Linked DNA regions of Homo sapiens: region 1 is linked to region 2. The links are chromatin loops, found by intact Hi-C in ENCODE. Cell type or tissue: endothelial cell of umbilical vein. All regions are shown on one strand. Each heading gives the region's core, and the rest is flanking DNA. Links, peaks and the distances in the headings are about the cores only. Region 1 holds the start of DUSP19 (dual specificity phosphatase 19). Region 2 has its middle 120 kb from the start of NUP35.

Region 1 (2,923 bases), core at 318-2,817, 160 kb after region 2:
AATGGCTTTTTGGAGGACCAGAAAGGATAAATGGCTTGCACCAGCTAATCTAGTAAATTAGAGGCGGAGCAGGATTGAAAACTTGGTCTATGTGAGGCAGCCTAGTATAACAATGGACAGCAGGAGTCCATCAGACTTGGGCTTGATGCATACGTCTGTTATTTACCAGGTGTGTTACCTTGTGTAAATTACTTCACCAATTTTAAATCCTGGTTTCTATTTGTAAAACAAAGCTGATAATCCCTACTTCACAGGATTCCTCAAAGGAGTAAGACACTAGGTGAACAGCACCTGGGCTATTTCTCAGTCTTCTCTCTATTCAAGAATGCCTTAGCTGCATAGTGATAAGTCATTTAGTCTTTCCAAGTCTTAATTTCTCTATTCATAAATAGAAATAATTCAGACGTACTTGAAAACATTCTTGACTATTTTTTTAAGAACACCATACCATATTCTTGCCAAATTAACAAGTTTGCACTTTTATAACCTTGCTTCATTTGCTATTTGTGAACTATGCTTGTATAGGGGCTCAGTATTTCCATAATACGAAATAAATCATAAGATCTTAAGATCTCCTTCTCTTAAACACTCCAAAAACAGACACCATGAACAGACGTGGCCACAGGAGGCATGTATTCCGCACGGTCTGTAAGAGCTGCGCAGGCCAGCAAGCACAGGACTATTTCGAGTATTAACTTTTCTATAACTTTAACCATTGTCACTTGTAGTTCTGCCTGATACAAACATTCTTTTTTCATTCCTTTTTTTTCAAGCTGTATTTTTTATAAGCCAAGAAAACACAACATCAATGTGTTATTCTCCAGAGAAGTTAGAGAAACGGGAAGAAAGCTTTTCTAAAATTCAAATATGCAGTGCCAAGTGCTACGAGAATAGCATCTATGCTTCTTATGGGTACACTGTGAGGCAGAAACGGCTCTAGCTGGCTAATGGAAGTTCCATATCCAAAAAAGGAAACAGTTCAGCTTTTCGGCAGGATAGCTGATAATACAGACTATTACGCATAAAGGGGGAAAATGAGAACGTAATCTGGCTAAAAGGACTCAATGATCTAGTGGCAAGTCGATATACTCACCTAGGAGCAACCATGGCTTAATAACGCCAACTTGCAGGTCCGAGCTAAGGTCCTGCACATAACCACAACCACCCCCACTGCTCGGCTCTACTTCTTCCACAACATGAATTCTGGCATCTTTCCATGTTTCTATAATTTTCTTTCCAGTTAGCGTTGTCACCCTGGTGCATTGCTTCCTGAGATTATTCCGGGAGAATGCTTTAATTTCCTGGTTAAGGGAGTACATTACATGAGCAGTGGCTGGGAACAAATACAAACAAATCCAGCAGGCATAGAAAACGGCTGAACTGCTAGTCCCTTATTGCCCAGGTAACAAAGCCAGCCTCAGAGGTGCTCGCCCATCCAGGTAACCGCAGCAGCCACAGACCAAGAGACTGAGTCGTCCAGCTCCGTTTATCCCAGCGATGCAATGTAAGGCGAAATTTGATTGGTCATTGAGACACAAGTGCCGATTGGATGCTGTTTCTTCTTCCTGTCAGCCAGAAACCTGCATTTTCCCGAAAGGCTCGAGGGATCCACTGGGGAAGATTTCTTATTGTTGCTGTTTAAATTTAGCTTTCTAATACACGCAGAATGGTAAAATATAAGACTTCGTTGGAGAGAGGAATGATATGTCCTGGTTCTTTAAAGGCAGTGATTTTCTGATATATTCTGTTAGTGTCACTTACGGCAGTGACCATGGACGATCCGGGCTGACCTGTGTATCGCTCCCGCTTGAAAGAGACCGGCGGAGTCACCTTGCAAATCACCCTATGTCCCAAAGCCTTTCCTGCCTGTCTGCTTTTAGGCTAGTCCAGGAGGGCTAGAGCAGACGTTAAAAGTTATTTCTCGCTTCCTGTATCCTTCACACCTTCTGCTTTTGCTGTTAATGCAAGAGGAACGTTTACTAGATAAAGTTGTTGTGCGTATTTGTGAGGCAACAATTTAAATAAACTGGGAAAAAAGATATATTTTTTAAAATTTATGCTCATATATGTAGATTGACAAGAGCTTAAAATTTATTTATTTTCTGACTTTCAGCCTACATTTTCATTTCATACAGTAAATATACATCCTAAATAAGAATTGCAGCAAGTCCATCCATACGAAGAATTAAGAAAATCAATTGTGTAAGCATCCAAATTTGTAAAACAGATAAATAAATTATAGAACGATGATTCTGATTACCAAAAAAAAGTTTTGCAAAAGAAATCACAAGATTCCTTTAAAGAGAAATTTTTCAAACCCCTATTAAAGTAAATGTAATTTTAAATGAATTTCAACACAATGTATAAACACATATATAAAATGAAGAAGTTGCACTTATGAAAACTTTTCTTCCAATACCACATATTAAAATTTGTGTTGTTGTTGAAACTTTCTGACATAAAAAAATTCAACTGTTATGGATTGACTATTTCTGTCCCTTCAAAATGCATATGTTAAAGCTTTAAACCTCAAGGTGATGGTATTTAAATGGGACTTTTGGGATGTAATTTAGGATTAGACTAAGACCCTAGGGTAGGGTCCTCATGATGGGTTTAGTGGCTTCAGGAGAACTGAAAGAAATCTGCCTGCTCCCCTATATGGACCAAGGAAAGACAGTATGAGGACATAAGGAGAAGCTGGCTGTCTGCAAGCCAGGAAGAGAGCTTTCAGCAGGAACTGAATAGGCCAGCACCTTGATCTTGGACTTCTCAGCCTCCAGAACTGTAAGAAAATATATTTCGGTTGTTTAAGCAACAAAGTTTATGGCATTTTGTTAGAGCAGCCTGAGCAAACTGAGATATAAACCAAACTTCTCCCTCTTGAAAAAGGAATAGGCCCAGTACAGTGGCGCATGCCTGTAAT
Region 2 (2,923 bases), core at 274-2,773:
CAGCATAGGGACTGTAATAGACACAAGTATGAATGTCTACTCAAACCACAACTACTTCAATAGAGACTACCTCATTCAAGTCTGCATGACCATACTTGTTAATCCTTGAACACATCAGAGTAGTCAGGGAGGGGCTCCTGAGCTAAGCTCAGCTGCATATTGCTAACAATTAATAAGATTTATCTGTAAGGATTTTAGAATTGAGGCACTGGAAGTCTGAGTCCATCTGACACAAGGATTTAAGCTAAAAGATCATGTATCGTCAATGTTGAGATGGCCGTATAGCCTTCTGTGCAAGAGGAATATACTCAGGAAACTAACTGTGAGAAAGAAGAATGGAGAAAACACTGAAAAAGAAGGAGCAAGGAAACTCAGTTCTTGACTTCAGTTATAAAAGCCCAAATCTTCATTTGCTCTTCTCAGATTCATAAGATCTTAGCATTTTTCAGTAAATACCATCCCCCCTTCAGTTGAGCTATTTGAATAGGTTAATTTTTGTACAACTAAGAATCTCCTCTAGGAAAAAACAATTGGCAAAAAGTTTATGTTACCTTCTTTTTAATGTCGGTAACAATGTGTCCAGAAAAAACAAAGCAAGCCGAATAACATTTGTTTAAAGACATCAAGGAAAGAATATTAGTCCTTTAGCCAAGAATGCTCTGCAAATAAGTCCTCAGTCATTTACAGTCTAATGTCTAGATTGAGAATTTTTCAGCCTAAAGACTGCACCTTTCCAAAAGAAGTGATTTTCTACATTGGCTTCACAGTATTCTCAGCGGTACAGTCATCCATTTTTAGATAGAGCAGAGAATCTGGCTCTCTTCCAGGTCACTCTCATGTTAATGACACATCAACAATATCTGAACGAACTAAACTGAGAGATTCAGTGTTCACTTACAACAGAGTCTGTCTGTTGCCTTTATTTTGAATGGCATAATAACTCAAATATGGAGATGCCACTGATAGATGACACCCTTGTGTTCATTCACATTGAGCTTTGTTTGCTACTTGAACTTGATTACAACAGACATCCATTGAGGAATATAAAAACATCCGTGCTCCCTTTAGTCATTCAGGCACATTATGAGTTTCAATGAAACACAGAGGAATCCAAGAATCTGCATCGCCCAGACAGTGCCCTTGAAATGAAGCCTTACCTTTCATTAGAACAAAATGTTATCCACATTAAGAGGAAACCTGGAAATGCGTATGCAGCAGTTGAGGTTTTAATTAGACTTGTCCTATTTTTCCTGTGCCTATAAAATGTAAATCAAAGACATCAAAATTATTAAGTAAAATACAGAGAATGTTGTTTCTTAAGGGTAAAGGATGAGATGGAGTGGGGTATAAATTAGTCCCAAATTTAAAAAGACAAATTTTTCAAGCTGACTTCAGAAAATAATTTCTTTTCAACCTAAAAGAAGCGAAGGAATGTAAGGACACAAAATAAAGAATAGAAAGCCTGAAATCCCAGCACTTTGGGAAGCCAAAGTGGGCCAATCTCTTGAGCCCGAGCCCAGGAGTTCAAGACCAGCCTGGGCAACACGGTGAAAACCTGTCTCTGCCAAAAAAAAAAAAATATATATATATATATATATATATACAAAAATTAACTAGCATGGTGGCATGCACCTGCAGTCCCAGTTACTGGGGAACTTGAGGTGGGAGGATTGCTTGAATCCAGGAGGGATTGGCTGCAGTAAGCCGAGATCATGCCACTGCACTCCAGCATGGGTGGCAGAGCAAGACACTTTCTCAAAAAAAAATAAATAAATAATAGAAAAGTGTAGGAAAGAAAAAGAAATATCAATCTAGAAAAACATATATGTCCAGATGGACCAGCAACTAGTTGCATTAGAGAGACAGCCACAGGCTGTGTAGACCCTGATGCTAATATGCTAATATGACCAAGACTGAATGTCTCCTTCAGGTTAGTCCACATTCTCAGACAAAATCTCAACCCATACTAGCCATCCTCCAACCACATGTAAGGATGTAAAAATAAATGAAAACCTCAATGCTGTTATCAAAAAATAATTAAGATATTGCCCCAAAGCAATATCTTAGTGTATAATAAAAGCCAATTATGGTTAGAGCAAAATAAAGCTTTATAATCTTATTTGTCACTTATTAAGCATCAAGAAGAACCTGAGAAATATCCATAATTGCGTATTATTTTGATGCCCCTTGTTTTTTTCTAATTGATGTATTCTGAAGAAGCAATGGGGAAACCAAGTGCCTAATTACCCTGGTGCAGGACTAATAGTTCAACTAGGCAATGTGGTTCTGCGGAGCCTCAGTTTAAACGGAGGAAAGATCTTTTTAGCCCGGAGTCTCTTTCAGCCCATTTCCTTTTTCTCTTATTCTCAGGATTTATTCTAAGCCTGGTCTGAATGTTATACTATACTCAGAAAAGAATTAAAGGTCTTTGGATTCCTAGTTGATTATAATGAACTCAGTATCCAGTATCAATCATGTTTGATCAATGCTACTACTCAGACCTACTAAAGGCCATTTAACTAAGTCAGGGAAGGGTCTGTGAAACTCAGGCTTGGGCTTTCTTTTCTAGCAGTAGACCTCTTAAGTCGGGTCCGGAAGTGAAACGAAAGCTGAGAAATATCCAATGTCAATCAGATATCATTTTAATATTTATAAGGAGATTAAAAAGAAAATGGAGATTCTAAGCTTTCATCAGGTTCAAACACCTTAAAATTTACTTGGAAAAACATTTTATACCTTAGAATTTCATTAAGTTCAAAAGTCTTTAGAGTTGAAATGATATATACAAGTAATCATCCTGATTAGAGTTTGTAGATTTCTCTAACACACCAAAGAATTAAGCAATGTATAAAACTCAAACAACTCAAATCCAGGGTGGTGGGCTCTGTGATCACCTGTTGGAATTATTGATACAGAAACTACA

The links. Peaks named below come from ENCODE experiments on the same cell type or tissue, not always from the same donor. Only the 100,000 strongest peaks of a DNase experiment are listed, where the experiment ranks them.
Region 1: a loop joins it to region 2, with 4 times the contacts of the local background. A loop is called at or near these places in 2 of 110 quality-filtered maps.

Annotation. Positions count from the first base shown.
Region 1 is chr2:183,077,330-183,080,252 of GRCh38, reverse strand. It overlaps DUSP19 (dual specificity phosphatase 19), which reads right to left and starts at 1,506. Exons shown (of 4, transcript NM_080876.4): 1 at 1,094-1,506. The coding sequence starts at 1,319. In endothelial cell of umbilical vein, for the core only: no CTCF peak of the experiment used is centred there; a DNase peak (open chromatin) is centred at 1,522; H3K4me3 peaks cover 1,455 bases; H3K27ac peaks cover 1,083 bases.
Region 2 is chr2:183,241,119-183,244,041 of GRCh38, reverse strand. No RefSeq gene overlaps it. Among named protein-coding and RNA genes, the nearest start is that of NUP35, 120 kb to the right of the region's middle. In endothelial cell of umbilical vein, for the core only: no CTCF peak of the experiment used is centred there; no DNase peak of the experiment used is centred there.